2 separate regions of the Homo sapiens genome follow, and region 2 is linked to region 1. The links are chromatin contacts, found by Hi-C or POLR2A ChIA-PET in ENCODE. All regions are on one chromosome and are shown on one strand. Each heading gives the region's core, a stretch centred on a gene start or an enhancer-like site at or near the end of the contact. The rest is flanking DNA. Distances are from core to core; before and after follow the strand shown.

Evidence for each region. Hi-C counts contacts between places; a loop is a spot of excess contacts on that map. ChIA-PET counts read pairs that join two places held with the same protein, here RNA polymerase II (POLR2A). Pooled maps may share reads with other maps.
Region 2: a map of mammary epithelial cell shows a loop between it and region 1 (3-fold over the local background). The contact joins the promoter of LINC01564 here to the enhancer-like site in region 1. A Hi-C loop is called at or near these places in 2 of 168 maps with a recorded cell type or tissue (Caco-2 and mammary epithelial cell) and 1 of 50 pooled maps. POLR2A ChIA-PET finds 5 or more read pairs at or near these places in 10 of 52 experiments (A549, AG04450, Caco-2 and 7 more).

Annotation. Positions count from the first base shown.
Region 1 is chr6:53,589,610-53,597,545 of GRCh38, forward strand. No RefSeq gene overlaps it. Among named protein-coding and RNA genes, the nearest start is that of KILH, 20 kb to the left of the region's middle. Within about 2 kb of position 3,827, at least 2 of the 41 ENCODE cell types and tissues checked have a DNase peak (open chromatin) inside an H3K27ac peak, as active enhancers do.
Region 2 is chr6:53,623,797-53,631,732 of GRCh38, forward strand. LINC01564 (long intergenic non-protein coding RNA 1564) reads left to right here and starts at 4,584. Exons shown (of 3, transcript NR_125841.1): 1 at 4,584-4,650; 2 at 4,779-4,895; 3 at 7,217-7,598.

The DNA.
Region 1 (7,936 bases), core at 2,577-5,076:
GCAAGTGTGATCACAGTAGGGTGAGGAGTGAATGGAAAATGAGAAACGGGGCAGCAAATGTAGACTACTCTTTAAAGTGGCTTAGATGTGAGTGAAATGAGAAAGATATGGAATTACTTGAAGGGACTAAGATGTCAAGAGGGTTTTTTTTTTTTTAGTATAGAAAATATATAAAGATATTTTATGTTGAAGTCTGGGTCTAAAATAAGCAAATATTATAGAATTTCCATTCAGGAGAATGATGAAATCCCTACTGTTAGTTAGATCTATTACTATTCTATTACTTACAGGAGTTAATCTATACCTGGCAAAGCCACGTGTAAAATTTTCCCATTATGGAGTTTTTATTTTAGAATCCTAATTTAGAACACCTCTCACTGCCTCATACCAAAGCAAAATTTCATTTTTCTCTGGTTCCTGGTTAACATCTTTTCCTTCAAGTACTTGTTTATCAATAACTGATGCTCTTTGGTGGTTAGAAACTCCCTTTTTCCAGCCTTTCTGCCCTGCCTTCACTGAAGGGAGAAGACTGAAAGATCCACACGTGTATCAACTGCTCCTCTCCTGAGGGCTTCTCAGCACTTACAACTTTCTGTTTGTCACACTGTGAGCCAGTGTAGGGGCCCACATATAATAGGCACTTTTTTTTTTTTTTTTGAGACAGAGCTGGGCTCTGTTGCCCAGGCTGGAGTGCAGTGCCGTGATCTCAGCTCACTGCAACCTCTGCTTCCCAGATTCAAGCGATTTTCCTGCCTCAACCTCCCGAGTAGCTGGATTTACAAGCACATTACACCAAGCCTGGCTAATTTTTTCTTTTTTTATTAGAGACGGGGTTTCATCATGTTGGCCAGGCTGGTCTCGAACTCCTGACCTCAGGTGATCCACCCGCCTCAGCCTCCCAAAGTGCTGGGATTACAGGCGTGAGCCACTGCGCCGACCTGCACTTTAATATTTTGAATGGTTAAGTGAATGACTGTAACCAGAAGTAATTGAGAAAGTTGTAAAAGAGAAGTGTCTGCTATTACGTATAGATTCACCTCTCTGCCCAATTTATTAAATCCTGGAGATGTTTATAGGCTATTTTAGCTACAGATTTCATTCTCTTTCAATATTTCCCCAAATTGGAAAACATTAAATAGTAAGACCAAACACTCCACAACAGAGGGAAGACAAGAAGAAACTGAACTGCTGCATCATTCAACTTCATCTTTGTGACATTTTCTTGCTGACAATCACAACAAAATTTAAAGCATTCATAATTCTGATTTTAAGTTCTATTTTGCATGGTGTTAAGAAGAGTAGATTTCCAATAATCCCTGCTACTTTTCAGGGTTTTCAAAATTGGGTAATAAATATCCCAACTGTACATTTGTTAAGTAGTAAAATTATGTATGAGCTATATGAAGAAATGGCTGTAACTTGCTGTAGTGGTACCAACCAACAACTGGCTTTGTAAAAATTCTTCATATTGAAATATATTTACAAGCCAGATTTTTAAATTGATACATAATGCCTGTACATATTTATGGGGTACATGTGAAATTTTGTTACATGCATAGAATTGCAATGATCAAGTCAGGTATTTAGGGTATCCATCACCTTGAGTATTGATATGGTTTGGCTGTATCCCCATCCAAATCTCATCTTGATTTGTAGTTCCCATAATCCCTAAGTGTTGTGGGAGGGACCAGGTGGAGATAATTGAATCACAGGTGCAGTTTCTCCCATCCTGTTCTTGTGATAGTAAGTTCGTTCTCATGAGATCTGATGGCTTTTTAAGGGGCTTCTCCCTTCGCTGGGCACTCATTCTTCTTTTTCTGCCGCCATGTGAGAAAGGACATGTTTGCTTCTACTTCTGCCATGATTGGAAGTTTCCTGAGGCCTCCCCAGGCATGCTGAACTGTGAATCAATTAAACCTCTTTCCTTTATAAAATTACCCAGTCTTGGGTTTGTCTTTATTATCAGCATGAGAACAGACTAATATAGTATTAATAATTTCTGTGTGTTGGGAACACTTCAAGTCCTCTTTTCTAGCTTTTTTGAAATATATAATACATTGCTGTTAACTATGGTCACCCTACTCTGCTATCAGACATTAGAGTATTCCTTCTATTTATCTGTATGTTTGTACCCATTAACCAACTTCTCTTCATTCCCCCACCACACACACATACTCTTCCCCTACAAGTCAGATTGTGACTATAGAGTCTTTCTAGTCATTCTGATTTTTTGAGTGGTGAAGTGGAAGGCACTTTGGACTTAGAATAATGGGCTTGTGTTTAAGTTTAATATCTTTACTATGCAATGCACTGATACATGTGATCTTGTTTGGTGAATGAAAAAGTAACATGACAATATCAAGTGTTACCATTATTACTAAGTCTTTAAAAATGGCTGGGTATATTACCTCAGAAGTTAACAAGTATTGAAAATAACATCATCTTCTGAGTCAGACAAATGTGAATAGCATTTCTGACTCTACTCTGTACTGTAATTACTTGTCTCCTCTCAGCCTTAGTCTCTGTTCTGTAAAGTGCAGAGAAAAAATTCTTACCTAATAATGAATACCCTCTAGTGTAGTGAGGATTATATAAGATAAAGTATTCACTGGATCTGTCAAATAGTAGATGCTCAATAAATGTTAGTTTTCCTCTTAGTTTCTGCATTTATAAAATTGTGATTACATTTTACTATTTTGGTTAGTTTTTTTAAAATTTTTATTTATTTATTTATTATTATTATTTTTTTGAGATGGCATCTAGCTATGTTGCCTAGGCTGGTCTCAAGCTTGGGGGCTCAAGCAATCCTCCCACCTCAGCCTTCCAAATAGCTGGGATTACATGTGCCTACCCCCCTGCCCACCACCAAGCCCGGCAATTTTTTTAAAATTTCTTCTATTTTTTTGAGACAGGGTCTCACTTTGTTGCCCAGGCTGGAGTGCAGTGGTGCGATCACTGCTCACTGCTCACTGCAGCCTCAACCTACTGGGCTCAAGAGATCCTCCCATCTCAGCCTCCCAAGTAGCTGGGACTATAGGTGTGTACCACCGCACGTGCCCAGGCAGGTCTCGACCTCCTGGGCTTAAATGATCCTCCTGCCTTGGCCTCCCAAAGTCTTGGGATTATAGGTGTAAGCTACCATGCCTGGCCATTTTTTTTTATTAGACTTTAAAAATTACTTCAAGAAAATAATATTTTAAACTTAAAACGGTTGAAAAATTGGAATTATGATGAAGTACCTCACTGACCATCGCTATAAGCAAGAAGTATAGTTGAAAGAATATTTTACGTGGAATCAGAAAAACCTTGATTCTAGTTCTGGTCTCAACTATTATTATCTCTATCACTTTGGACAATATGTGGCAACTTACACAATATTGGGTGAGGAAACAGACTAGTCCCAATTCCTAAGCAACTTTTGGCATGAGGGTGGGAAGTAAGAAGGGGAAAAGAATGTTTAGTAACACGGTCAAATGAGAATTTATTTCCAGCTTTCATTTCAAGTGGGAAGTGACTCCTAACAACTAAAATAGGTTTAAAACCACACACATGCTTAGTCACCACAGCATGCAAGATGATAATTTTCAAAAAGGACACCATGACTCCAACTCCCACAGATTCAGTGGCAGAGATCAGCAATTTACATCCATGACTAGGATTTTGCAGCCAATAATGGGCAAAGCCTTTCATCCTAATCAGCTGATTAAAAACTTAGTCTTAAAGGAATGCATGTGAACAAGCTAATAAGCAAAGCAAACATTCTGAAATCACTCCTAAGGATCTCGAAGCAAGAAGCAGACATCTAAATGATTGAGTGGAGTGTACATGTCATGAGTCATGTAGAGAACCAAATTGGAACCTAGCTAGTTCCTTCACCCCACTAAGAACTTTATGGAGGAGAAGTCAGAGATGGTATAAAAACATAGTCCATGTCCTTTAGAATCTTGTGTACATATTCATTTACTGCATAAATCTCACAAGGTGTCATTCAGTCATTCCAATCAGTTGTTTTATTTCCTTAAAAATCTGGAGTTTAGGTGTTGTTTTAGATTTTTGAACATTAGAATTAAGATTGTAGCCTGGTAAAGAAAACACAACACCTGGTAAAGAAAAACCAGGGCTTTTGCTAACTCATATGGCATCTTTGAATACATGAGAGAAGTGAGCCACTTCCTTCAGGTAGATGCAGCCTGCACCAGGGGCATGGCATGGAGAACAGAGCACAGAATGAATTCCAGCTCTGCTCATCACCTTGACTGCATGCCCTGGGGGGTGGACACTGACTGTGTATTACTTCAATTATTTTGACCTCACTTCTTATTCCAGCCACAGCTGCAGTGATCAGCTCTATGTTGATGTCAATCAGCCTCACACAGGTGCCCCTGAATAGTAGCTCACCTACCGCTCTAGGTCTCTCACTTTTTGTTTTGGTACTTTTGTGATCCCTCCATGGTCTAATCCATGGAAACCTTCTTGGCATCCACACATGTGCAAGATTAAAATGCAGGATGTGCAGGGAGAGAAGGATGCAGGAGGGTGGAGTTAATAATGCTCTATGAGGGAACCCTTGACCAATGGGAGAGAAAGAGACCAGTAGATAAATGATAAATGCTCTGTCCCCTCCACTCCCCACCCCTGTGAGCGTTCTAAGACACATTTCCTAAGGGTGTTCAAAGGGTCCCAAACTGATTGTTTGAAGCTCTGCCTTGGAGGTACTCACCATAAGACAGACTCATACAACTATATGCAGTAGTGCCAACAATGATCCCTGACCCTGCCTGCTTCAGATTCCACCTTAAACAGACTCATTTGTCTCTGGGTGCTTTACATGTTACATAACTGCTTGACATTTCTGAGCTCCAGTGCCCTCTCTATAAAATGTATTTAAGTGTAAAGCACTAAGTAAATTTAAATCATTATTTCTCCTTTCAAATCTCACGTTCACTACCATATAAACAAATACTACCATATAAACAAATATAAAAAATGCCTTTGTAAAAGAAATAATTTATAAAGATCTCTAGACTCATGACAACAGGTAACGAGTGTTTTAGACTGAGCTGCTGATTCTAGAAAGAGCTCATTTCTAATTTATCTTTATCTAGGCAGTAAGGTTGTTAGGCTCACTGTGCTTTATCACTGCCCCACTTTTCCAGAAGTTTATGCCAAATCTGACCCCTTGATCTGCGTGGTTTTGCCTGCTTGCCTATGTCTGGTTTTAAGCACCATTCATTCTGTATGGTTCTTTAACATTTTTAGAGCTTGAGGTGCTAATCAGGTGCAAGCAGCTTTGATGTGCTTCCTTTCCTCTAACCAGCCCCCAGCTGGGGTCTCTTCTCTGTCAATACTTCTGCAGGTACTACTCTGTGACATCAAAAATAATCTATAATTAATTTATTACTCTATTGGACTTTTAACTTATTTTCAGTCTCAAAGATAGCCTTCCATTAACAGATGAAATAAAACATTGAATAAAGAACTCTTTTCTTTCTAAAGCATTATTACTTCATTTTATTTCATTATATTAAAATGCATTATGGTACAATCAGATTATTGTCATTCATTACAATTTCTTCACATATTCATTGGATGCTAAATATTTCCATTCCTGGAGTCAAGTCAGTGTCACAGAAAACTGTATCTAGCTACTTTTCATAGCACACGATTATCATATCCTTGATTTCACTGTCACATTTTTGGTACTGTGAAGTGGACAGTGGGCATTTAGGGACATGGGCTTAGGCCCAATTCTGCCATTGGCTGTGTGACCTTGGATGGCTACTTAATTTCTCTGGCCTCCAGCTTCCACTTTTATAAAATGTGACTGTAGAACTAGATACACCACATTCTCTAAAATTCTATACGTATCTCCTCTCTGCATTTGATCCTCTGCGACCTGGGTCAACTCAGCACACACTAGGGTCAAGGTATCAGTATTAGTCTGTCCTCCTTTCTTACTTTCTCTTTCTCAATTGTCCTTTGCATTTTTTAAAAACTCACACCAATAATTCACTTTGAATCTTACTATGGCGTTTTGTCCTGGGCCATAAAAACCTCTAGGTTACCAACAATGGGACACTTTGAAAAGTTGATGTTGGAGGAGTTTCCTTTAGAAAAGGCATTATAAGCATGGCGCATGTCTGTTAATGGAGTACCATTAAACATAGGGTCTTTCAGCCCATATTCAAATTTTCTGATTTCCTACAGAGCATTGGAGCAGTAGGTATGAGATAATTTTCATTTAATGACCTTCCTTCTTTGTCCATTTTTACTGTGAAAGAATGACTTTTTCCTAACGGAGCATCCAGTGAGAGCAGAGCAGATGCTGGAGGAGGGGTTGAGGGAGGCAGCTCCTTGTCTTCCCCTGGGGAGAAGCTGGTGTCTGTTAGTCATAGGATTAGAATACAGAGATGGTCGGCTTGAGGACATGTATTAAAAAGTCAGGTCAAAATGATAAATGAAGTCGGATTTTTTTTCTTACAAAATGTCTGATTTGGTGAGTTGACCTGACAACCACTGGTTCTCTGTATTAGTTTGCTAGGGCTGCTGTAACAAAGTCCCACAGACTGGGTGGCAAACAACAGAAACTTATTTCTCACAGTCTGAAGGCTGGAAATCCAAGCTCAAGGTGTCAGCAGGTTTAGTTTCTTCTGAGGCCCCTCTCCTTGGCTTGCAGATGGCCGCCTCTTTGCTGTGTCCTCACTCATACAGCCCTTTCTCTAGGTGCGTGTATCCTAGTGTCTTTGTGTTTTCTCTTCTTATAAGGACTCTAGTCAGACTGGATTAGGGACCTGCCCTAATGGCCTTGTTTTAACTTAATCACCTCTTTAAAGGCCCTGTCTCCAAATGCAGTCACATTCTGAGGTATGGGGTGTTGGGTGTTCAACATGAATTTTGGGAAATTACAATTTTATTTTTTATTTTTCTTTCAGCCTAGAGAATTTCTTTAGCATTTCTTATAGTGCAGTTCTGCTGACAACAAATTCTTTCATCTTTCATTTGTTTGAAAATGTCTTTATTTTGTTCTCCTTTTGCAAGGGTAATTTTTTTCAATGTACAATTTTGGGTTGATAGGTTATTTTTCTTTCTTGTGGCACTTTATTTATTTATTTATTTATTTATTTATTTATGACAGAGTCTCACTCTGTCACCCAGGCTGGAGTGCAATGGCATGGTCTCAGCTCACTGCAACCTCTGCCTCCTGGGTTCAAGTGATTCCCCTGCCTCAGCCTCCTGAGTAGCTGGTACTACAGGCGCATGCCACGACACCCGGCTAATTTTTGTATTTTTAGTAGAGACGGAGTTTCACTGTGTTGGCCAGGCTGGTCTTGAACTCCTGACCTCGTGATCTGCCCACCTCTCCTCCCAAAATGCTGGGATTACAGGTGTGAGCCACCATGGCTGGCCTCTTGTGGCACTTTAAAGTTTCATTTTCTGACTGCTTTTCACCATTGTTTTCACTGAGAAGTCAGTCTGAGTATGTATTATAGTTCCCCTGAATGTAATGCATCTTTTCCTTTGGCTTCTCTTAAGATTTTTCTCTTCAACTGTGTAAGGTCTTTCTTGTATTGCTATAAAGAAATACCTGAGACTGGGTAATTTATAAAGAAAAGAGGTTTAATTGGCTCAAAGTTCTGCAGGCTTTAAAGGAAGCATGGTGTTGGTATCTGCTTGGCTTCTGGAGATGCCTCAGGAAGCTTACAATCATGGCAGAAGATGAAGGGACAGCAGGCATATCACATTGCCAGAGCAGGAGCAAGATGGTGAGGGGAGGTGCCACACACTTTTAAATGACTAGATCTTGTTAGAATTCACTATTGCAAAGACAGCACATAGCCATGAGGGATCCACCCCCATGACCCAAACACCTCTCACCAGGCCCCACCTCCAGCACTGGGGATTACAATTCAACATGAGGTTTGGGCAGGGACAAATA
Region 2 (7,936 bases), core at 3,334-5,833, 35 kb after region 1:
GTCACACCACAAAGCAAGAACATTTCATTGACCACTAAAGTCGTGTCAGAAAGGACTCAGAATCCAATTTGAATATCTGGCCAAACTTCAGTGGCCAAAAAAGAGACAATTTGAATCAGGGATTGAGACATGGCAGCTTTGTTTAAATCCATGCATTCATAAAAGAACTCTTGGTCACCTATAGAGGGTTCTGGGAAATGAGCTCATTATTTTGAGAACTGGTAAATACAAGGAAAGGATCAAATGTGAATCCTACCTTTCCTGTACTAACTGTACCACAGAGTAACCAAATAGTTGACAAAGGAAGTTTCTCTATTATGAAGTATTCTTGCTAATACATGATTAAGGAATGAGAATTCGAGTATTTGCACATTCGAATGAAATAGTGGATTTAGGCTAAATGTCTAACATCACACTAAGAGAAACAACTGGGCGCCTGCTAACAAAAGTCCTGTCACTATCACCAATGGTGTCTTCTTGCAAAAAATTCCAATTATAAGTGATCAAATTACCTATTAGGGAGTGAGGGCACAGGTAATGCAGAAGACAGCAAACATATGAACAATAGACACCACATGGATGCAATTAGCAAAATCCACAATTCTGGAAATTCTGCAGGGCAAACTGACCTAGTTTCTTCACCATATACATGGCAAGGAGGGACTAGGGGGAGGAAGTGGCAGATGCTCTTGGTGCCCACCCATATCCTCTGTGCCCTTCACTGTGCTCAGCCTTGCTCCCAACTGTCAGTAGCTGCCTTTTGGTGCCTAAGAGCTTTTTTTTTTTTTTCTCCTGAACTGCAGAACGCCAGAAGTGCCAAGCAATTAACAACCCCAGAAGCAACCCTTAACCAATGATTAAATAAAGTGGATGATTACATACCCAAGCTCCTTCAACTCCCAGGGACATAATTCTGAGGTGGGTGTATGTTTATCCCTTTTTCAAGAACTTCCCCGAAGGATTAAGCTTCAGTCACCCACTGGTAAATTGCTTAACAGCTCAACCTCTATGGGTTTGGGTTGCTTTTTCTTGTATCACATGCTGTCTCCTTTATGGTGTACACTGCACTTTCCAAATTGACTACCTATACTTGAATCCTGTCTTAGATGTATTTCTGGAGGAACTCAAACTAAGGCAGATGGGGAACTATAGATTAAATGAAACTTAAGAGATGTCAACCAACTGCAAAGTGTGGAGCTGAGCAAAAAACAAAACAAAACAAAACAAACAAAAAAACTGTTCAAAAAGTTTATGAGACAATCAGGGATATTTAAATACTGACTGAATATTTTATAACATTTAGAAATTATTGGGGTTTTTAGGTGGCATAATACTGATAGGCTTATCTCTAAACCCATGATCAAATATTGGATATTTATAGATGAAATGTTAGGATGTCTGGGATTTGCTTTCAAATTAATATGGAGTGGAGTTGTGATTGGTGATGAGTTGACAATTATTAAAACTGGGCACTAGTATGTGAGACTTTATGATACCATTCTGTCCACTTTTGTAGATGTTGGAAATTTTCCCTAATTAGATACAAAAATGAAAAAAGCTGAAAGCTCTATGGGGATTGTTAATAACTATGTTCTTAGTGCTTAACAGTGTTCAGTACATAGTCAACAAAGAAGCACTCAAAACACTATTCATTGAACAACTGTTTTGTCTTATGTTGGGGATACCAAGGCAAATATTGTTGACATTGACATTTTTAGCTGACATACTGGAAATCTTACCAAGAGTTTTATACAGACTAGAGGAAAAAAATCATTTTATCAATTAGTACAATGTCGGGTTCAAAAAATGTTATACTAGGTCTACTTCTAACTAAAGTATTTTTCAGCTTGTGATTCATCACCGTCTGTGTCTTGAAGGTATATTTGAGTTAACATATATTTTATTAGAATGTGCTGTTTTTTGCCAAAATGCTGGAATTTCTGGGATACTTTGATGATTCAGTTGGACAGAATATGACACTGAATATTTGAAAGCAGGACTTGGTTAGAAAATCTAAGATTGTGAGTGCCGAATTTACCTAGTAGATATATGTTTCTGAAATTTACAAGGTAACTGCTTTTGTTGGGACCAAAACCACACAGCCAATAAAACTAAAACTGTACTGGGAAAATCATTTAAATAAAAGAATAGTATATTAAGTTGGAGGGTAGGGTATATTTGAAGTCTTAGAGGCATGTAAACAGGAACTTGCAAGAAATTCCAGCAGAAATTTTCCACTTTAAAAAATATAGATAAAGCTGGGCACAGTAGGGCATGTCTGTAGTCCCAGCTACTTGGGAGGCTATGGCAGGAGGATCACTTGAGGCCAGGAGTTCAAGGCTGTAATACGCCTAGATTGTACCTGTGAATAGCCACTGCACTCCAGCCTGGGCAACATAGCAAGATTCCATCTCTAAAAAAATATAAATTTGATATAGATGTATCTATATATCTGTCTCTAAAAAATTCTGTCACTTCCATGAGTTCACATTATTGCTGAGATTTATTTTCTTGCAAGATTTTCTAATAACATGATAGTCCTTGTTTTCAAGCTGTCAGGTAGTAAAACAGTAATTTAATTTGGCAATAACATATGACATTCTAAGAAGACGCATTAGAAGGTTTTTAAGAAGTGTACTGAAATATTTTTGGAATGTCCTTCAAACAGGCAAAGTTTAAACTGGAAAGAGCAAAAAGTTAAATATTATATATTTATAAAAAGTCAAACTATTTTTTCCTTACCTGGTTAAAAAGGTGTTACCAAGGTCGCAAAATAGCTTTGTATATTAAAAATTTTTTTTATTGGATTAATTCCTAGTTGTAGTTTAGCTACTTATTTTTGTTTTTCATTTATCTTTTTCACCTCTATGTAGCTTATGTTATTAAGTTATGTTATTAAGTTTTTAAATAAAACCTAGGAGGCTTCTTAATTCTTTATGAAAAATTCTGTGAGAATAACTAGCTAAATTTTAAAACTACAACCAAATAAGATTGACATAATAATATGCATATACATTGCTCTTCTCACATTAACAATAATAGATTTGTATCTTCTAAGATATCTCTGAGAATAAAATTTCCAGCCATATCATCAGCTAAATTAACTCAAATTTACTATCTGGATTTGGCTGTTTCACTTGTAGGTTAAAAGTTAAAAGGTTTGCTATTTCTTGGAATCAAAGGTTATTTAATGAAAGAAGATTAATTTCAATAAATGATGCATTTAAAGTTTTTTCCAACAAAGAGTGTAAGAGATTTATCACAGGTTCTAAATAACAAATTTAATTTCCCTAACATGTTAAGGAGAATTTTGGTTCCCGCAGAGGACTGAGTGGACTAATCATTTATAATAAGACTGACTTTAAACTTCCTTTTAACTTGACAGTAGTTAATTCTAACTTTATTAAATTAGAATCCCCATTAATTCACCCATTTTTCTTTCACCAATTTTGTTTTACAATTAAGGTTTATCTGCAGAGTTCTGTTTTGACCATTATGCTGAAAGTGCTGAGTTCTGCTGTTTGCCTTCCTTCAGCCTTTCTGGCTGAATGGCTTCCTGAATCTTCTCAGAGGTTTCCCTCTGAGCCCATGATGGGGTTCTAAAAGCACATTCTGTTCATGTACTGGGATAGTGGGATGTGAGGGCAGAGAAGTTCTTCCTGAGCATGAGTCCTTCATCCTCTACCCACTGTTTTATAAACCTGTCTCAAATTCCATGCACTTTTGGACCCAGTTACTTGAACTCTCAGGAGCAGGTACTTTGTCACCTCCAGAGGGAAGGCCAGCATCCTCCTAGCGGGTACTGCTGTGTGCTTGCCCCTGAGCCAGGAGCTTTGCATTTGCTCTCTCATTTGATCCCCTCAACAACCCTAGTAGTGAGGAAATATCTATTTCATACATGAGGAAATTGAGGCCCAGAGAAGGCACTGGCTGCTTAGCTGTGTGCTGTCACCCTGTTGAAACCAACGCCTCCTGCCTACACTGCCACTGCCTGTATAAACTGGTGCCACCCACGGTTATATGGCAGAAAGCAGTGCTTCGAGAAAATGGACCAGCAACCGCCATGTGTTGAACAGGCTATGGGCAGGAGGAAATAAAGCAGTTATAGCACCTGGGGGTGGAAGTCAAGGCAGTAACCAAAATAAAGTGGGAGCACGGAAAAAAGCTGGGGAAATAAAAAGGTTCAAATTTCACATTTCCTCATGAAGTCCAGATCAAGTTGGAGCTTGTTTAATAGCAGAAATTAGGCAGCCAGACCTGTCTGTAGGGCAAAGAAATTTTTGTTGAAAAGCCCAGCAAGTATTTACTCCGCTGTAACAGAGTCTTTTTCTAACTCCAGGATCTTTTCTTTGTGTGCTCTGTAGAATGAAGTGTGCTTGTTTTGGTGGGGATACATTTACACAGTTCTCCATGTTTTGTTTCATCTTTCCTCTCCGTGTTGTTGCTCTCTTTTTCCTTTGCTCTATCCAAAGATATCAGCCAAAGAAGCCAAGAAAAATGTTATCTTTACTTTAGAATTAGGGATTTCAGATATGGGTAGATGGCTCTGTTAGGCAGAAGTGTCAGAGCTGGTTATAGGAAAACCAGGCGGCACATACATGATCCCAGACACCGAAGTAACCTCTGTCTCACTCCTCCACTTCCAGCAAGGTATTGTGCTCTGAGGGGCTGATGAGAGAAGGTAGATTATGGGTCTGCCAAGGCTTTTTACTGGTCTCTGTTTATCTTTTTCTGAGTGCCAATTCAGCATGATCTAGACCAGGATCATTTGTTTGCAGGGATGGAAAACAAACTGAAACTGGCTCAAGTGAATGCTCACTGGAAGGCTTACTGGAAAACTTACTGGAAGGATGTGAGGACATGTTCGGGAATCTATTTGCAGAAAACATATTCAGGTATACTGGGAGCTCTCCCTCTCTCACATTGTCTCCCTCACTGAAACCAGGATTGCTGTCTATTTCCTTGGGGCTGTTGCTGTCATGCTGTCTTACTAACTGTAGTGTTGTGTTAGCTACACGACTGCTCAAGTTTATTTTTTTGAAAAATTGTGTTCCATTTAGCCAGGATGATGCAAGTTGTTTCAAGAAAGGCTATAAAATGCTTGCAATAAAAGTCATGTTCATTCACATTCATTAGGAAAAAATGAAATAAATCTATGCTGCATAACTTTTTTCATGCCAAGTGCGGGAGTGGAGGTTGTCAAATCAAGACTGGATCATCAAGTACATAATGATAGGGTGCCAAAATTCCAAGGAGGTTGGGAGTCACTGTTGTTGAGGGTGGTCAAAGAATTTGTTTCCCCACAAGGCATGTGGCTTTGGGCCAGCACACCTCATAATTCGTTCTCTTCTATTTCCCACATCCGTCTTATAATGTCTCAATTTAACCAGGGGAATATGGAGCGTGAACTCTTTCTATTTACCCTTTTAACATCCAGGTAGATATTTCTGAGATACATGGCAATGTATCAGGGTTGAGTTTGCTGCTCTGGTTCTTATCCTTTTTTTTTGAGACAGGTTCTTGCTCTGTTGCCCAGGCTGGAATGCAGTGGTGCAATCTCAGCTCACTGCAGACTCTGCCTCTGCCTCTTAAGTTTAAGTGATCCTCGTGCCTCAGCCTCCTGAGTAGCTGAGATTACCGGCACCTGCCATTGTGCCCAGCTAATTTTTGTATTTTTAATAATGGTGAGGTTTCACCATGTTGCCCAGGCTGGTCTCGAACTCCTGGCCTCAAGTGATCCACTTGCTTTGGCCTCCCAAAGTGCCGGGATTACAGGTATGAGCCACCATGCCTAGCCTCTGGTTCTTATCCTTTTGAAAGTCTTAAAGTCTCCTCTTCATTCATGTATCAAATATTTGATGAAATATTTGACCAGATGTCAGAGTCTAGAACATCAGACCGAGATAGTAAACCAGTGGGTCGTAAATAGCTACATGAAGGGCATAGAATCTAAACAGATCCAGAGTGAGAGATTAAGGTCAAGGAACTGGAAGGCATATCTGGATTTATTTATTTTTTTTAAAAAAATACAGTATTTGTTTGGATGGAGAATGGAAATAGAACTTGCAGTTTTGGTTCTCTGCAATGCAGGTTGGCCACTGCTATTGCTGTAACTCTGTCCTATTGTCCTACCCATACTACTGTTGTAACTTCCATAAGGTGGGACCTGATGAATCACGCACACTTCCAGAGTGTTTGGTCAGGGTGACCCTGGGTGCAGCAAGGATGGCCAATGCTGTTGGCATCAAAAGGCCAAGAGATGACTTTGGTCAGATTAGATAAAGACCATTTAGGGCCATGGAGATATGGAAGCAATTTTCTTCTTTCCTAGAAGATGATGCAATAGATGACAATAAGCATTTGGGTGAATCTCTCCAGCCAGGTTTGAAGGCAGTTTGTGTCACGTAGTGGGTGGGTGGATGGGGAAAGTTAGTTCTAATTACTATTCCAGGGCCCTACATCCAGAACCTTTCCATTTTAAGACAAGAGGGGGACTAACATTCCCAGCTCATTCGCAAATGACTCAAGAGAATGGGACAGAGGAAAGGGAGATACCATTTTTAATTCCCCCTGGAGGAGTCCTAATGTCCCATTAGTGTTTCAACTGTTTGGTCTAATTCAGGTATGAAGTACAGTGGTTTGTTTGTTTGTTTGTTTGTTTTGTTTTTTGTTTTTCATAAAATTGGTTGATTGATTAATAAATTGCTTGCTGGGCATTGGGGAACTATACATGAAAATTATATGACTTTAACCCTGAAGGAGCTCAGAATCTAATGCGGAAGATGGATATTTATGATATATAACAAGGGCAACAATAAATCTAGTACAAGATATGAGGAATCTTCCAGGCTTTGTATTGGACAAAATGTCTCTGGGATGTCCTTTACCTGGAGGCATATATGGGCCCAATGCCAGCTTCAGCTATTCTAAAAGAGACCTGAGTCTAAAGATCACACATTATCTCATATCAGGAGCCATGCTCACTGACTGAAATTTCCCAGTGGCCACCAAGCTATCATTATGGTCCCTATAGTCCCACTAATTATTATCCATCCCACTTTGCTACTTCTGGATCGGACACTTGACAGATAATGTCAGGGACAGTATAGCGTGTGTTTTGCCCAAATGATCTTTAAGACAGCCTCGTTCCCAGTCTGGCGGTTGTGTGGGAATCAGCATCTTCACTTCCTGATTTCTATTACACTCCTTCCTACAGCCCTGTCCACCACAGCCAGCTGGCTGAAGAGCTCAAAAGGCAAGAAATCAGCAAGAGAGAGAGATGAAGCATGAGAAATGAGCAAAAAACACCCAGCACATCATAATCTTGGACAGTTTAGCAGTACATGAAAATAGATGGTCCTCGCCCCAAGGGACTGCAGTAACCCTGAATAAACAGGATGTCTCTCACTTTTAGCAGTTCTTTCTGTGCTAGTATTGGGGAAATATATTTTTGGCTGCATGCAAAATGGTAAAAGACATCTATTAAGAAAATGAAAACAATGCTTCTGTTTTAGACGAAGCTTTTGAAGGTTTAAGGATCACCTATTTATTGACAAAATTGTTTCCGTGGCTTAAAAATAAAATACAAACAAATACTACAGGTATTCTTGCCTTCTCATTCTACTTAAAATCACATTTCCAAAGACTTTCTTCTCTACTTAAAAACAGGAATTAAGAAATACTCAAAAGAGATCCTAGACAAAACTAACATTTCAGCAACCAAAGATAAATCATGCTTTTAGAGGAAGATGCTAGGTTCTAGAATCTCTCTGAACACCGTGTAGCACTAAGAAACTACAATCACTGGCTGAGACCTTGATCAAATAATGGCTAACATATAAGATGCTTATTCTAGTCAGGCACACTTCTAAGAGCTGTATATCTGCTAATTCATTTATTCTCCTAGGATATAAAGGATCAGCAGATCCTTCAGGCT